Regions from separate parts of the Homo sapiens genome. Here region 2 is linked to region 1. The links are chromatin loops, found by intact Hi-C in ENCODE. Cell type or tissue: natural killer cell. All regions are shown on one strand.

The links. Peaks named below come from ENCODE experiments on the same cell type or tissue, not always from the same donor. Only the 100,000 strongest peaks of a DNase experiment are listed, where the experiment ranks them.
Region 2: a loop joins it to region 1, with 7 times the contacts of the local background. A loop is called at or near these places in 3 of 110 quality-filtered maps.

The regions. Positions count from the first base shown.
Region 1 is chr17:7,229,668-7,237,667 of GRCh38, forward strand. It overlaps DVL2 (dishevelled segment polarity protein 2), which reads right to left and starts at 4,850. Exons shown (of 15, transcript NM_004422.3): 1 at 4,402-4,850; 2 at 1,061-1,130; 3 at 618-763; 4 at 379-488; 5 at 141-276; 6 at 1-11. The coding sequence starts at 4,595. It overlaps PHF23 (PHD finger protein 23), which reads right to left. Exons shown (of 5, transcript NM_024297.3): 2 at 7,962-7,993; 3 at 7,718-7,810; 4 at 6,263-7,100; 5 at 5,371-6,173. The coding sequence ends at 5,959. RefSeq lists enhancers at 1-1,006, 4,998-5,047 and a silencer at 4,588-4,887. In natural killer cell, no CTCF peak of the experiment used is centred here; DNase peaks (open chromatin) are centred at 4,904 and 6,138; H3K4me3 peaks cover 1,272 bases; H3K27ac peaks cover 1,750 bases.
Region 2 is chr17:8,135,595-8,143,594 of GRCh38, forward strand. PER1 (period circadian regulator 1) reads right to left here. Exons shown (of 23, transcript NM_002616.3): 19 at 7,672-8,000; 20 at 7,055-7,241; 21 at 6,675-6,864; 22 at 6,211-6,361; 23 at 4,878-5,746. The coding sequence ends at 5,474. TRS-CGA1-1 (tRNA-Ser (anticodon CGA) 1-1) reads right to left here and starts at 3,368; the gene lies at 3,287-3,368. It overlaps TRT-AGT5-1 (tRNA-Thr (anticodon AGT) 5-1), which reads right to left and starts at 3,931; the gene lies at 3,858-3,931. RefSeq lists silencers at 3,238-3,297, 3,318-3,487, 3,848-3,897 and an enhancer at 4,295-4,973. In natural killer cell, a CTCF peak has its summit at 3,179 (motif pointing right); DNase peaks (open chromatin) are centred at 3,167, 3,407, 3,927, 4,897 and 5 weaker places; H3K4me3 peaks cover 1,343 bases; H3K27ac peaks cover 1,749 bases.

The DNA.
Region 1 (8,000 bases):
AGCTGCTGAACCTACCAGGAGGTTGGGAAGGAGAGCAAACGTAGGCCAAAGTGGTCATGGGGCCAAGAGAAAGAACAAGAGGATTGACTGGAAGACGAGACGGGGCTGGGTGCGCTGGGGAGAGCTGTGCGGAGCCACACCTGCTCATGGTGTCCTCCTCGTCCGAGTCCCCCAGGCTGGTACTCTCCAGCTCGCTGGTCATGAGGGTAGAGGAGCTCTCGTATCCGGCCAGGTGGCGCTCCAGCCTTGAGGGGCCACCAGTCCTGTGGCCCCCAGCTACATATGGACAGGAAGCTCAAGAACCAAGCTTCCCCCTGCTCACCCCACCAAGGCTGGGGTCTGGCCCAGCCCTTCCCGGCCCCCAGGCCTGCCCCTCACCGCCATGCTCACTGCTGTCTCTCCTGCGAGGCCGCTCCCGCCTCAGTGACACTACTGACTCGGTTTCTGTCTCAGGCTCCAGATTCTCATGGCTGCTGGACACATTAGGGCTGGACAGGCAGAGATGGTTTCCAACCCACATCAGGAGAACAGGGCTCCGGATCCTAGGCGTCCCCTACCAAAGGCCTGGGTTCCCTCCTCACCTCCCTCCCCTGCAGTCAAGAATCTGAAGGACTCACTGGAAGGATGGAGGCCTTGAGTCCCCAATGCCGCTGGTCCTCTCGGGTGGCAAAGGAGGTAAAGGTGGGGCTGGAGGCGCCAGTTCTGCCCGAGGCTCATGGACTGGAGGGGCCATCTCGGGTTGGGGATTATCTGAGGACACCAGCTAGAAGGGTGCAAATGATAAACAGTGGCTCACTTGGGAGTCAGGGTGTGACAGGTGGCAGTAAGTGAAAGAATGAGAAAGGGTCTCAGAGAGCTGGAGAAGAGCAAAAAAACCTAGCAAGTATTAGAGACTCCAGAAGGAGAAGGCTGAGGGCCTCTCGCCGGCTCTCCAAACAGACAGGAGGTAAAGAGCCAGGGCTGCTAACGCGCGGCCTGGGGAGGATACAGAAACAGACTGAGGCTTGAGGGAGCTTGGCAATGCTGAGGGGGCCTGGTCCTCGGTGTCAGAACCTCTTACCCAGGATACCACCCTTCCGTTGAAGCAGGGGAGGCGGGCGTTGTCATCTGAAATTTCTTCCTTCACCACCCTGCCAAGCGACAAGGTAGAGGTCAGTGAGCTGGACCAACCATCCCCACCCCGACCCCCATCAAACTTTCTCCCAATCTTCACCTGGCTCCAGGATGTTGACTTTCTCCTGCCCTGTTCAGGTCTTCTCTTACATTGAAAGAACTCACTCCGACACCTAAGAAATCTCCAAACTCAATCCCCTTTCCTTATTTCTCCTCTCCCTAACGCACCCTCAGGGGCACAGTGCTGCTCCAAAGACTTCCTTGAGTCTGACTCAAACCTCTTAGTCCAGTTTCAAAAGCAATCCCGCACGCTGATGCGGCTGCCTGAGATACCTATCTAATGAGACTGGCTGGTGGCCTCCTCTCAACCCCACCCCTGTTCCTTACAAACCTTCCAAAAAGGTCAGGCACGGTGGCTCACACCTGTAATCCCAGCACTTTGGGAGGCTGAGGCGGGCGGATCACCTGAGGTCAGGAGTTCAAGACCAGCCTGGCCAGCATGGTGAAACCCCATCTCTACTAAAATACAAAAATTAGCCGGGCATGATGGTGGGTGTCTATAATCCCAGCTACTCAGGAGGCTGAGATGGGAGAGTCGCTTGAACCCGGGAGACAGTGGTTGCAGTAAGTCGAGATCGCGCCACTGCATTCCAGCCTGGGCGGCTCAAAAAAAAAAAAAAAAAAAACCTTCCAAAAAAGGCTTTGGTCCTCATCAAAGCCTCTACTCTTATACTTTCCTTTAGTTTTCTCTAATTCATTTCTAGAAGACTGTCCTTTCTTGAGTAAAAACACCCATTAGAGGCCAGGCGTAGTGACTCACACCTGTAATCCCAGCACTTTGAGAGGCCAAAGTGGGCAGATTACCTGAGGTCAGGAGTTCAAGACCAGCCTGGCCAACATGGTGAAACCCTTTCTCTACTAAAAATATAAAAATTAGCCAGGCATGGTGGTGCACACCTATAATCCCAGCTACTCCGGAGGCCAAAGCAGGAGAATCGCTTGAACCCAGTAGGCGAAGGTTGCAGTGAGCTGAGATTGCGCCGCTGCACTCCAGCCTGGGCAGAGTGAGACTCCACCTCAGAAAAAAAAAAAAAAAAAAAAACCACCCATTGGATCAAACAAACAATGGAAGTTCCTCATTAGACTGAAAGCTCCCAAGGAGAGGGCAAGCTGGGGTTCCCATTCCCCTGTGCCTCACTGGGCACAAAATTCTGCACAAAGCAATCTGCTCAACCTGACAGATCCCAAAGCCCAGCCTTGGGGTCATCTCTCCAATGGGTTCCCTGTGGTGGACCGGACTTGCCCCTTCTTCTTGACCATGACATCAAACCATGAACACTTACTCTGGTCAACACCATGTCCTAGCCACACACCACACACTGACACTTAAGCATTAACAAATACTGTCGACTAAATGAATAAACGTATAAAGCATCAGACTCTCTACCCTAGTTGTTCCTCTCTCTCTTTCCACACACAACCTTAGCCCCAAATTAGGACACCTTGTCTAATTAACCCGTTAGCCTAATATGGTCATGGGAGCCAGGATATATATCAACATAATCCATTTGCTGTCAACGTGACAACACAGCCCAGTCACTACTAACCCGTCTCAGCATAATGTAGGATTCTTCCCAACATAACACAATCTCAGCACAGCTTGGTCCACTCTGAGGCAAATTATTCTGTATCACCATAACCTACTTTACAGAGTGGTCAGCCTCAATGCTAATTACAATTACCATTCACCAAGAATTTCCCGTGTGCCACACACGTGAACTAACCATTTCATTCTGTGATTTTCTCCATGTCACAGATGAGATCAAGACACAAAATTTAAATAAATTGTCCAAGATTACATTGCTGACAACTAGAAAAACCTTGCCTTAAAGCCAAGATAACTCCCAAGATAGTATCAGCATCCCCATGTCAAACAATCTTTCTAGCTAGAGTCCAGTTTGTTCAGTTCTTCTAAAACCCATGCTATCCCAACTTAATCCAGCCTGCCTTCAAAAAAGCAGAGGTTGGGCCGGGCGCGGTGGCTCACGCCTGTAATCCCAGCACTTTGGGAGGCTGAGGCGGGCGAATCACGAGGTCAGAAGTCAGAGACCAGTCTGGCTAAAACGGTGAAACCCCGTCTCTACTAAAAAATACAAAAAATTAGCCGGGTGTGGTGGCGGACGCCTGTAGTCCCAGCTACTTGGGAGGCTGAGGCAGGAGAATGGCGTGGACCCGGGAGGCAGAGCTTGCAGTGAGCTGAGAATGCGCCACTGCACTCCAGCCTGGGCGACAGAGCGAGACTGTCTCAAAAAAAAAAAAAAAAAAAAGCAGAGGTTGAGGACCCAGAAGGCTCAGCCCCAAAGACCATAAACACAAAAGGGCTTTCTCTGCATTATTTACACGCCAATCTAGTCCAAGATAGCCCTGAATGTCCCAAATTACCCTAGGATAGCCCAATCTATTCTAGCACAGCCTACAATGCCCCCACACGCAGCTGTCTGCACCAGTCTAGATTGGAACATCCCAATACGGCTGCCTGTGCTAGCACAGGCCCCAACAGCCTTGTCTGCCCCTATACCGAGTGCTCCAATAAAACCAAGTCTTGCCCCAAGAGAAACCAGGATTAACCAATACAACCCAGTAGAGTCCATAATGGCCCAAGTGTTTTTTGTTTTTTTTCTGAGACGGAGTCTCGCACTGTCGCCCAGGCTGGAGTGCAGTGGCGCGATCTCGGCTCACTGCAACCTCCGCCTCCCAGGTTCAAGAGATTCTCCCTGCTTCAGCCACCCAAGTAGCTGGGACTACAGGCGCGTGCCCCCACGCCCGGCTAATTTTTTGTATTTTTAGTTAGTAGAGATGGGGTTTCACCGTGTTAGCCAGGATGGCCTCGATCTCCTGACCTCGTGATCCGCCCGCCTCAGCCTCCCAAAGTGCTGGGATTACAGGCGTTACAGGACTCCTGAGAACGTACTAAACAACCAGACAATGGATCAATTTACTCAGTACAGACTAGAATACTCCAACATAAACCAGTATGCCCCCACCTATTCCAGTAAAGCCTAATCTTGTCTAATCTGGTTTAGGATATCCTAGTCTGTCCGTGTGCCTCAATCTATCCAAGCATAACCTTGTCCATCCTGGGATAGTCAACCTACCTCAGCATAGTACAATCTGCTCCACCATAGGCCAGAAAATCCCAGTGTGGCCCAAAGTAGACGTGTGCCCCTCCATGTCGCCCAATCCACTCTAGCAAAGCCCCCGCCGGTCCTATCTAGGCCTTGCGCTCACCCGAAATCCTGATCCATAGACTTGAAAAAGTACTTGGCGCCCGCGGGCCGCTGCAGGACGCTCTTGAAATCGCCGAGGGTGATGCGCTCGGCGGGGACAGGGATCTTCACCAGGTAGGGAGTCTCTTCCTCATCCAGGTGGTAAATCACCTTCGTCTCCCCAACCCCACCGCCCCCAGTGCTGCTACCCGCCATGGTCTCGCCCGCGCGCTCCCGGGCTCCACCGCCCACCCAAAGGGCTAATGGCCCCTGCCGCGCCTGCGCACACCCGCAAACCGACGCGCGAGCGCGGACAGGACTGACCCAGTACGGGAGAGAAGCAAAGGGGAAAAAGCACGGATCTGCGAGGGTGGCGGCGGGGGGCGGGCCGCGGGGTGCGACTCAAAGCCCCGGTCTCAGCGGCCGCCGCGCGCCACCGCCACCGACGCCGCGAGCTTCCTCCAGGTACCCGCCCACCTCTCCTCATGTCACGTGACTTAAAGGCAGCCACCCCGCGCTCCTCAGCCGCCCTCCGTCACGTGATCCCCTCCCAATCACGTGACCGTCTGACTCCGCCTAGTGCCCCCGCCACATGATCGCTGCCTTCAGCAACGGTCTCCCAGCCCCCAAACGTGTACCCCAGCCGAGGTCCTCTGAGCACCCAGGCTAAGCTGGCCTGTGCCTTCAGGAAACGGACCATCGGCTCCCACCCCGCTTTACCCCACCCACGATGGAGCACGAAGCAACTCTGACCCGCAGGAGTGTGCGTGCAGGGAGTGAAGGTGGGGACTGTGGGGGTTCCTAGACTCGAGTGGGGAGGGCCAAATACAATGAAAGCTCTAAGGTGGCTTACTTGTCTTGGGGTGGGAAAGGCCCAGTGCTGTGATATCTTCAGATTGGACTTTGAGACGTGGGTTTCAGCCCCACCTCCAGCTAGTCTTCAGCCACCAAAGCCTCCCTCCCGAGCAGGACAGTGAGGGCTATAAACACAAAAGAGCCCACTCTGCTTTATTTACAACACGCAGGCTGTCTGTACAAACAGCGGCCGATATTATTAAAAACAAAAGAGGTGAGTGAGAATCGTCACCTTTCTGCTTTCCTTCCTCACTTGGCCAGGCTCTAGTACTCCACCTTTGAGCTGCCATGCCCAATAGGGGAAGTCCAAAATTAAAAATACAACCGGTGTAGAAGAAAATAAATGGGGAGTGAAATAGAAGAAAAGATGAGGGAGGGGAGTGCTAATATTTACACTAGAGTTTTATAGACAACTGTCCCATTCCATCCCAATTCCAATCCTGACCCAGAAAGTGATGGTGGCAGGTCCAAGAGACAGAGATTATGTGTCGGGACACAGACAGCCTCCCATCCCCAACCGTAATGGATTCAATTTCAAGTCCACAGAGTGGGGAGGAAGGATAGGGTGGGAAAGTGAGACACTCATTTTCAAACAAGTCTCCCTTGAGAATTCCTGCCTTGAAGTGCAGACAGTATCCAAGCTCCAGGGGATAGGCTGAGGACCCTGAGGCTCAGTTCCCAAATCATGTTGTCATTTGGAAGTTCCAGGCTAAAGTTGGTGCCATCAGGGCTCTCCAGATTTGGGAGGCCCCCCTAACCGCCGGGCCTCTGGCCTCAGTTCCTTGCATTTCTGGCAATAAAAGAAGTCGGGGACGTTGGTCTTCTTAATCTTAGCACAGGAGAGGTGGATCCACGTCCCACACAGGCTGCACTCAATCATGGGCCGCCCTGCAAAGGGCTTTCGACAGTAACATGTGATCAGATCCCATGAGTCATCACCTGGGGAAAAAAAGGTTTGTTTGGTATTCTGCCTGAGCTGTTGGATCCACAACACCCTCAAACCCCTCGCCCCAGCCCGAACCTCTCACCTGATTCTACCATGATGTCCTCGTCCATGACCCGCATCTCGCCTTCACTGGAGCTGGCATCTCCATCTTGGCTTGTTTCAGTGCTGCCCACCTCCTTGCTTTCACTGTCAGCAGGAGGGACTCCTTCAGGGTGCACTGTGGCAGGGGGCCTAGGAGCCTCAGGGGGTGTTGGCAGCACAGGGACTGGGGCTTCACCCCCTACCACTGTTGCCATCTCTTCTTCTTCTTCCTCTTCCTCCTCTTCCTCCTCCTCTTCAGAGTCTGTATCACTGGGGGGTGCCTGGGGAGGCCCAGGAGGTGGGAGTCTATCCCCCCGTTCTGCCTTTTTTAACTTCCGCTTCTTGCTCTTCTTGATTCGAGATCTCTTTTCCCCATCCCCAGGAGTTGGCCGAGGCCTCCGAAGCACCCCAAAGCCAGCCCCAGCTCCTGGCCCCAACTTTCGGTTCTTTCGGTCCTTCTTTCGAGGAGGATGGGAGAGGTCCCCCTGGGAAAGGGGCACGGGGGTAAGAGCAGCAGGGGGCCGGGAGGTATGTGTCAGGGATGTGGGGGACAAAGGAGATGCCACTTTGGGCCCATCCAGATCAAAGAGAGAGTCCTTGAGCTTCATCTTCTCAAGCAAGGTAGCACTGTCGGGGGCCTGCAGACGAGAGAAAGTGGACCTTGGGGGTCCTGGCTGGGTGGGACCTGCTTGAGCTGCCCTTCTCTTGGATGACTTTGCTTTCTTAACAAAAGTCTGGATGGTTCGAAGATCTGAGGGGGCCGAGTCCCAGCCATCACTGTCGGCCGCACTCTCTCCTCGCAATGGAGAGCTGGAGCCAGAGGCTGGCCAGTCACTTTCCTTAAAAGGGGGAAGAGACCAGGGTCAGCAGAACCCCAGTGTCATCTCAGCCCCTCCACAAACCCAGCTTGAAAAGGAGTGACTGGATTTACCCCAAAATGTCCTACCTCAACCACTAAATCCCACTGTACTCCAAAAACTTCTCCCCACCCCAATTCCCATCAGCATGTCCTCTTGACCAGTCCGTGTTACCTCTACCCTCAAGTCTGACACCTCACCGCTGCCCCTGCCCAGGGCCTGTGGAACACTGTATCACCCAGACCGGAGCCGTTATGTCCTTAGCTCTTTTTCTGTATAGCCTCATTTGTTACCATTTTCATCTCCCTAAAATTTATCCATAAACACCTTCCATTCACAGCACCTCAAGACTATGCCAAAATCTCAACCAGCGACTCCAAATCCCCCTTCCTTTTCACTGCTGTTCAAGCTAGCTATCCCGGCCATCCACTCCCCGCATACCAGCTTTCCTACCACAGCCCTAAGAGTCTCCAACTTCCCTGGTCTTACATATAATTTCTAAGGGCCTCCTTCTATAAAGCAATACAGTTCTGTTTGAACAACAGTCACTCTATAGTCCCACCACACCAGCCTCAAGTCAGTAATTCTCTTGCCCCTACCTCTTTGCTAGGGGGAATGTAACCAGCATATGCCAAAACAAAACTGCAGAATTTGTTGAAATCCTCAATTGTTCTCCGCCGTTTCTCTGGTGGCTGAAAGGAAGGAGATATGGATCACATGCAAAGCCACACAGTTTAAGAATGGCATTCCCAGAAACACAGTCCCTAAGTGAGGTCTAGAAAAGGGGGGCGGGGGGCGTTGTCAGGCAGGGCTACTAGGCTGCAAAGGTAAGGCAAACCTCACCTGAGTCTCTGGCTTAAGGGTCGGAGGTGGATCTGGAAA
Region 2 (8,000 bases), 910 kb after region 1:
GAGTGCAGTGGCATGATCTCAGCTCACTGCAACCTCCGCCTCCCAGGTTCAAGCGATTCGTCTGCCTCAGCCTCCCGAGTAGCTGGGACTATAGGTGCACGCCACCATGCCCGGCTAATTTTTGTATTTTTGGTAGAGATAGGGTTTCACCATATTGACCAGGCTGGTCATCCACCCGCCTTGGCCTCCCAGGTGCTGGGATTACAGGTGTCAGCCACCGCGCCTGGTCCCTGATTTATGTTTTAAAAGGATCAATCTACCCAATATATTAAGAGTAGAGGCCAGCCAGGAGCGGTGGCTCACGCCTGTAATCCCAGCACTTTGGGGGGCCGAGGCGGGTGGATCAAGAGGTCAAGAGATCAAGACCATCCTGGCCAACATGGCGAAACCCCGTCTCTACTAAAAATACAAAAATTAGCCGGGCATGGTGGTGCGCGCCTATAGTCCCAGCTACTTAGGCAGCTGAGGCAGGAGAATCGCTTGAACCTGGGAGGCAGAGCCATGCAGTGAGCCGAGATCGTGCCACTGCACTCCAGCCTGGGTGACAGAGCCAGACTCCGTCTCAAAAAAAAAAAAAAAAAAAAAAAAAAGAGAGTAGAGGCCAGGCGTGGTGGCTCACACCTGTAATCCCAGCACTTTGGGAGGCTGGGTGGGGGGGTATGGATCACTTGAGGTCAAGAGTTCGAGACCAGCCTGGGCAACATGGTAAAACCCCATTTCTACTAAAAATACAAAATTTAGCTGGGCGTGGTGGTGCACACCTGTAGTCCCAGCTACTTGGGAGGCTGAGGTATGAGAATCACTTGAACTCAGGAGGCTGCAGTGAGCCCAGATCACGCCACTGCACTCCAGTCTTGGAGGCAGAGCAAGACCCTGTTCAAAAAAAAAAAAAAAAAAAGTAGACTCTGGAACTAGCCAGGAAATAACTTAGGGGGTATTGCAATAATCTAGGTGAGAGATGAGGGTGGCTTGGACCATGGTGTAATGGCAAATAGTCAAATGTTAGACTTTTTTCTTTTTTTGTTTGAGACAGGGTCTCATTCCATCACCCAGGCTAGAGTTCAGTGGTGTAATCACTGCTCACTGCAGCCTCAACCTCCCGGGCTCAAGTGATACTCCCTCTTCAGCCTCCCAAATAGCTGGGATAACAAGCATGCTCAGCTAATTTTTTTTTTTTTTTAATCTTCACAGAGACTGGGGTCTTGTTATGTTGCTCAGGCTGGTCCTGAACTCCTGGACGCAAGAGATCCTCCTGCCTTGGCCACCCAAAGCGCTGGGATTACACGTGTGAGCCACCACACCTGACCCTAACATATTGTAAATAGAAATGGCTCATTTGATGTAGAGTGGGAGAGAAAGAGAACAATCAAGGACGACGCTAAGGTTTTTAGTCTAAATAACTGAAGGAATGGAATTTCCATTTATTGAGATGAAAGGATCACAGGTGAAGGAGGTTTGGGGAAGAAGCCTAGGCGTTTGGTTTGCACTTTTTTTTTTTTTTTTTTGAGACGGAGTTTCACTCTTTTTCCCCAGGCTGGAGTGCAATGGCATGATCTCGGCTCACCGCAACCTCCGCCTCCCGGGTTCAAGTGATTCTCCTTCCTCAGCCTCCCGAGTAGCTGGGACTACAGGCATGTGCCACCACGCCCGGCTAAGTTTCTGTTTTTAGTAGAGACGGGGTTTCTCCATGTTGGTTGGGCTAGTCTCGAACTCCCGACCTCAGGTGAGCCGCCCGCCTCGGCCTCCCAAAGTGCTGGGATTACAGGCACGAGACACCGCGCCCGGCCTTGGTTTGCACATTTTAAGTTTGTGATCTGTATTAGCTTTTTCCAAGTGTAGATGATATGTGGGCAATAATACATAAGCATCTGTAACTCAGGGGGGAGTTCTGGAGCTGGAGATGAAAATCTGGGATGTATTAATGTATTACCTGATATTTAAAGCCATGAAACTGGAAATGACCAAGGTAGTGGGTACAGATAGAGAAGAGGTTGGAAAATTGAGCCTTGGGAACAGTCCAACATTTAGAGATCCAGAAGGTGAGGAACAGCAAAGAAGTCTGAGAATAAGCTGCTGATGAAGTAGAAGGAATATCAGAAGGACGTAGTGTCCTAGAAGGCAAGCGAAGAGTGTTTCTAATGGAAGAGTGAGCATCGGTATCAGCTTCCACGAAGTAATGGTCAATAGATTTAGCAATGTGATGATCATTCGGCAACCTTAACAAGGGCAGCTTTGATGGGGGCGGTGGACACCTGATTAGCAAGGGTCCAAAGGAGAGTGGGAAGATGGAATTGGATAACTTGCTCTGTTTGCTGTAGAAGGGAGTAGAGAAATTGAGTGGTAGCTGGACAGGCGTGTGGGGTCAAGATAGCTTTTGTTGTCTTGCTTCTAAATTGGGGGAAATTAGTGTCTGTAGGCTGAAGAGAAAAATCAAGTAGAGAGGGATTTTTTTTTTTTTGAGATGGAGTTTTGCTATTGTTGCCCAGGCTGGAGTGCAATGGCGCGACCTTCGTCTCCCGGATTCAAGAGCTTCTGCTGCCTCAGCCTCCCGAGTAGCTGGGATTACAGGCGTGCGTCAGCCACCACGCCCGGCTAATTTTGTATTTTTAGTAGAGATTGGGGTTTCACTGGTCTCGGACTCCTGACCTCAAGTGATCCACCCGTCAAGCCTCCCAAAGTGTTGAGATTACAGGCGTGAGCCACTACGCCCGGCTGAGAGGGAAATTTTGATGGTATAGGAAAAAGCAGTGTCTTTGAGATGGCCAGAGGGATGGGAAATCTAGTAAAAGTAGGGGTTGGCTTTAGGTGGAAGCATTCTTCTACAATAATGAAGGAAAAGAAGAGTACGTGGTCACCGACTCAATTAGGTAGGTAGGTAGGTAGGTGCGATGTGAATGTTGATGGGGAACTCCGGAATGGTTTATTTTCTCAGTGAATCAGGAAGTAAAAGCTGAGAAGGGATTCGTAGTTTGAGGTGAGGGTAGGAATGAAACAGTCTCATGGGGCAGTATGAGAGTGAATGAATTGGAGGAAAGTAACGATTGCTGAGTAGCACTAAGGAGCCACCCGAGTGTGGTGGCGTTAGGAATTGAAATCCGCAGTAAAAAAGTTTTTGCAGGTCGATAGGACTATGAGAATCGCAAGAGGGCGCTCGCGGGCTGGTCCCTGACGGCCGAGTCTCTGAGATTCTCAGAATAACGCGGGAGATTCTCCAAGGAAAGAACCAGAAAACAAACTGCTTTTTCCTTCTCCAGAGACCGAGATACCTAAATACCAAAACTAGTGACGCTGTGAGCAGGATTCGAACCTGCGCGGGGAGACCCCATTGGATTTCGAGTCCAACGCCTTAACCACTCGGCCATCACAGCCGCGTGCGCTGTCGGCCCTGTGCAACTATAGCTGCCTATCAACACGCCCGCCTCCAGCCGGCTCCGCCCGGCTCCGCCCGGCTCCACCCGCGCCGCCTAGAGACGTCTGCGCTCGTGCGCCTCTGCTCGGTGGCGCAGACCATGCCTTCCCTCCAGCAGACGTCAGCAGCCCCATTGGAGCGGCAGCCTTCCTATTCTCCCTCTCCTCCCTGAGCATAGGATGGAAACAAAACGGGTCCAAATCCGAGCCCTGTCTTCCATACTCTTGAGGACAGACCCTGAGATGCCTACTTCAGGCTACTTCATGAAACCGAAGTGAGAATCTGTAGTTTCCAATACACACTAAAAGTGCAGGGAAACGGAGGTCCAAAGACGGATTGGCATGTAAGAAGAATCTTAGGGAGAGTCTAGAAGAAATGTTTCTTAGAAAGGCCCTTTGAAAGTGGAGAAGTGTACTTGCAGCAATAATATATCACTCCCCGCTAACTCAGGCACCGCTGGGATTCGAACCCAGGATCTCCTGTTTACTAGACAGGCGCTTTAACCAGCTAAGCCACGGCGCCGGCGTAAAACAGGTGTTCCTCAAGATAAATCAACTCTTAGTGGGTGACAGTAAGTGAAAATCAGCAAACTGCCTGCAGTGGTTCCTCAGTGACTCATCCCTTCCTAAGGTGCCTCTTCCCTTTCAGGTTCTGAGCCAAAGGGTTAATGCTTTGCTTCTCCATTCTTCCACACCTTTGGGGCCAACTCAACCATGAGTGAGCACATGACTCCATGTGTCCCTTAGCTACCTAGACTGACCTGCTGAAGGGCCCTCTCTGTGTGGTGACCAAGAAGCCAAGGAAGGCCGGGCGCGGTGGCTCACGCCTGTAATCCCAGCACTTTGGGAGGCCAAGGCGGGCAGATCACCTAAGGTCAGGAGTCCGCGACCAGCCTGACCAAAAATGGTGAAACCCCATCGCTACTAAAAATACAAAATTAGCCGGGCGCGGTGGTGGGCACCTATAATCCCAGCTACTCGGGAGGCTGAGGCAGGAGAATCGCTTGAACCCGGGAGGCAGACGTTGCAGCGAGCCGAGATTGCACCATTGCACTCCAGCTGGGTGACAGAGCGAAATTCCGTCTCAAATAAAAAAAAGGAAGCCAAGGAAGACAAACACCCTCGAATACCTCAGGGCACCACGGAGTTAAGCAGGGTTCCTCTGCCTTGGCCACCCGTGACCCGGGCTGGAGCTTACCCAAGCCCTTGGCCACACGCACCTCTCAGCTCTCCTTCCCAGGGCAAACCCAGCTGAGGCCATGCTAGAGGGGACAGCAGAGTCTGAGCTGGACGTGGACGTAGCGGGCTCAGCAGGGCCCTCACCTGGACAGGATGGGGGAAAAGAGGAATGGGGGTCGTCAGGAGATGGCCCTGTACACCCTCACTACAACCTTCCCAAAAGCAGGGCCACATCTCCCCTTGACATGCTCCCCTCACCCCAACCCCAAACTTCATTCCACAAAGTCCTGGGCGTTTTTATCTTTTTGTATTAAAAAAGTAGTAACAGACACAAATATCAAAAACACAAATGCCATCGGCAGAGGGTACAGCTGAGAACGCCTGGGTCCCACCTGAGGGGCAGCACCAGGGACTCCATGGTCCACCAACCTCCCCCACTCCAGAGCAGCTAGGGGCTGGAACCCCCGGGTCCTGCTTGGGCCTCAGGCTCTCCTCCCATCTGGGGAGGAGGTGGGAGAGAGAGCTGTCTCCCCGCAATAAATAAGTGCAGCCCCAACCCTCAAGAGTCAGATTCAGGCTCAGCTGGAATATGGAGAGGCCACTTCAGCAGCTTGTCAGCAACTTTGTCCAGGGGAGGGAAGGATTCCTCTCCAAAGGTGGGAGGTGACACTCCTCTGGGCTGGGCTGCGGAGTTCTGCTCTCTGCTCCCTAAGAGGCCAGAGGCAGCCCCTGGATCCTAGGCTGGTGATGGGGGTCCGGCCCCCTATGGTGGGAGAAGCTGGGGCAGTTTCCCACTGGTTGGTCTAGCCACATCTGAGTTCTGAGAATTGGGACATAGGAGAAGAAAGCCTCTCATGGACTCCTGGAGATGGTCCCAGAATGGAGTCTAGCTGGTGCAGTTTCCTGCTGTAGGTAAGGCTGGACTGGATGAGCTCCTGCCTTCTTCCTCCTCCTCCATAGCCAAGTCCTGAGAGCTTGAAGCCTTGGCCCCGCCTTGGGCCTCCTCGCAGCCCTCTCCCTCACCACTGCCGCCACCGCTGCTGCCCTGCTCGCCTCCACCCTCTTCCATGGGCTCCAGCCCCAGTCCATCCAGCTCTGAGAAGAGTGGGTCATCAGGGTGACCAGGATCTTGGGTGCTGCTCCCACAGTCCACACAGGCCTTGGTGAGAGAAATGGACATGAGAGAGTCAGACAGGGTTCTCACTGCTAACCTGCCAGCGCAGCTTCCCACCCCCAGCCCACTGTGCTTCCCGAAATGTACTCCCAAGAAGCACCAGTCCACACAGATGCACCTGCGGTCCAACAAGGTTGGACAGTGCCTTGTGCCCTCTACCCAGATGCCGTTACAGGACAGTCACAATGCATATTAGCATAGGATAGGCTGTGAAAAGTTCTGCAAAGACTCACGCGGCTTAATATTCTATAATCCACAGCAAATTTAGTGGAATCAACATTCTTCAGAATTAATGATCCAAGGACATCAAGGAGATCAGCTCTTGGCCTCGATCCCTTGAACTTGAGCTCAATTCTTTTTTCTCCCCCTTGAACTTGAGCTCAATTCTTTTTTCTCCCCCTTGAACTTGAGCTCAATTCTTTTTTCTCCCCGTCCCAGGCTTCTCTCACCATCACATCAAGAGCCCGAGGCAGTTGGCCCTTCCGGACCCAGGAGTGCACAGCACCCAGTTCCCGCCGCTGGTCCTCAGAAAACCGAGGCTGCTGCTTCTGCATGGCTCGGAGCCGCTCCCGATCCTGCTTCAGCACAGAGGTCATGTCCCTGCCCAAGAAGGGGTTCAGAAGGCAGAGGCTGGGATCCAGGACCCGGACCAGGACCCATGAAGCTGGCATCCTTCCTCTACCACAGCTTCCCACCTCATGCTCCTCCCCTAAACTAGTGCTATGCGAGGTCAAGGCTTCCAAGACCAGGAAACCTGCTCTCCTCCTGGGAGGAACTAGTAACAGGGCTCCAAGGAGCAGGAAGAAAGATAGAAACGTTTATCCTATCCAGGGCAGAGCCAGCCCCAGAAAAGAAAACTGCCCCCACTACTACCTCTGAAAGGAAGGCCAAGAAGGCCTCTGAAATGCCTCACCTGGAGGGCACCTGGTAGGTCATCATGACGCGCTGGTCAGCATTGGCCATGAGCAGCCAAATGGGATCCTGGAGCACGTACTTAATCACCTGGTCCCCAGGCTCAGCCCCGCCCCGAGCAGCCCCAGCCTCAGCCTCGGAAGAGTCGATGCTGCCAAAGTATTTGCTTGTGTGGCTGCTCTGGCTGCTGCCTGTGAAGTGGGGGGCAGACCAATGGGAGTCAGGCCGGCTGCATGCCCACTCCTGGGACCTCACAAGGCCTCCCTCAAAGGCCACATGTCCATCCCAGTGGCCTTAGGAAGCTCCGCCAAGACGGGGCCTGGGCTCCCGGCTCCCCAATCACTGCCCTACCCTGGGAGATGCTGGAGGCGGGGTACTCACGAGTGATGCTGGCTGAGGTGCTGCCCCCTTCATGGGAGCCTGAACCAGACCCAGAGCCCAAGCCAGAGCCCAAGGAGCCCGAGGCTGCGGAGCCTGTGCCGGAGCGCGAGTCCTCTTGCAGCAGAAGTTCGAGCAGGTCACTGGAGCCGGAAAGTGCGTCCTGATTGGAGGACTCAGTGACCTCCGCCTGGAGGAGGGGAGGGGGGCAAGGAGGGATGGAGGGGTCAGCACCTAGGCCTCCCTTCAACTGCTCTTACTGGTTGTGGGGAGAGGCACATCCAACCCCAGTGGTCTCTGCTCCCCACTTCGTGACAGTAGGGCCAGGCTGAGAGAGAAGAAAGCTGGCGAAGAGTGGGGATGTGAGGCCAGACCCTTTCCAAGTGACAGATGCTCTCTCAGAAGTTATTGAGATGTCCTCACCACCTGTCAGACAGACAGGACTGTCCCTTCAAAGAGGAGGTAGCCAATTTCTGCCTCATTCAGAAATTCAGCTGGGGACTCCCTCCACCTCCTGGAGGCTGAGACGCCAGCCTGGCAGAGACAGCAGGCAGCACAGGGTGGCAGAGGGGCGGGGCTGGGGTGGGGGCTGGCAGGCAGACGCAGGGGTCAGTGCTCACCAGTCTGGCCTCTGGCTCAGCAGCCTCCGCACTGGGAGGTGGGGGCCCGGCACTGCTCCCAGGGCCTCCTGCAACAGCAGCCCCCTCAGCACGGGGGAGCTCCTCCAGCTGCAGCAGATTGAGCTGGAGTGGAGAGCTGCATCTCGAGTTGAACAGTGGAGAGTCCGGGCGGTGAGGAGGACTCGGGGCGAGGGCGGGCAAGGATGGAGAAGGGGAGTGCGAGGCAGGAGTGGGAGGCCCTTCAGCAGGGGTCTGGAGTGCCCCATAAGGATAGCTGGATGGGGTTGGGAACAGATAGTTAGGGAGCACCAAGGCCACCATTGGGGTCA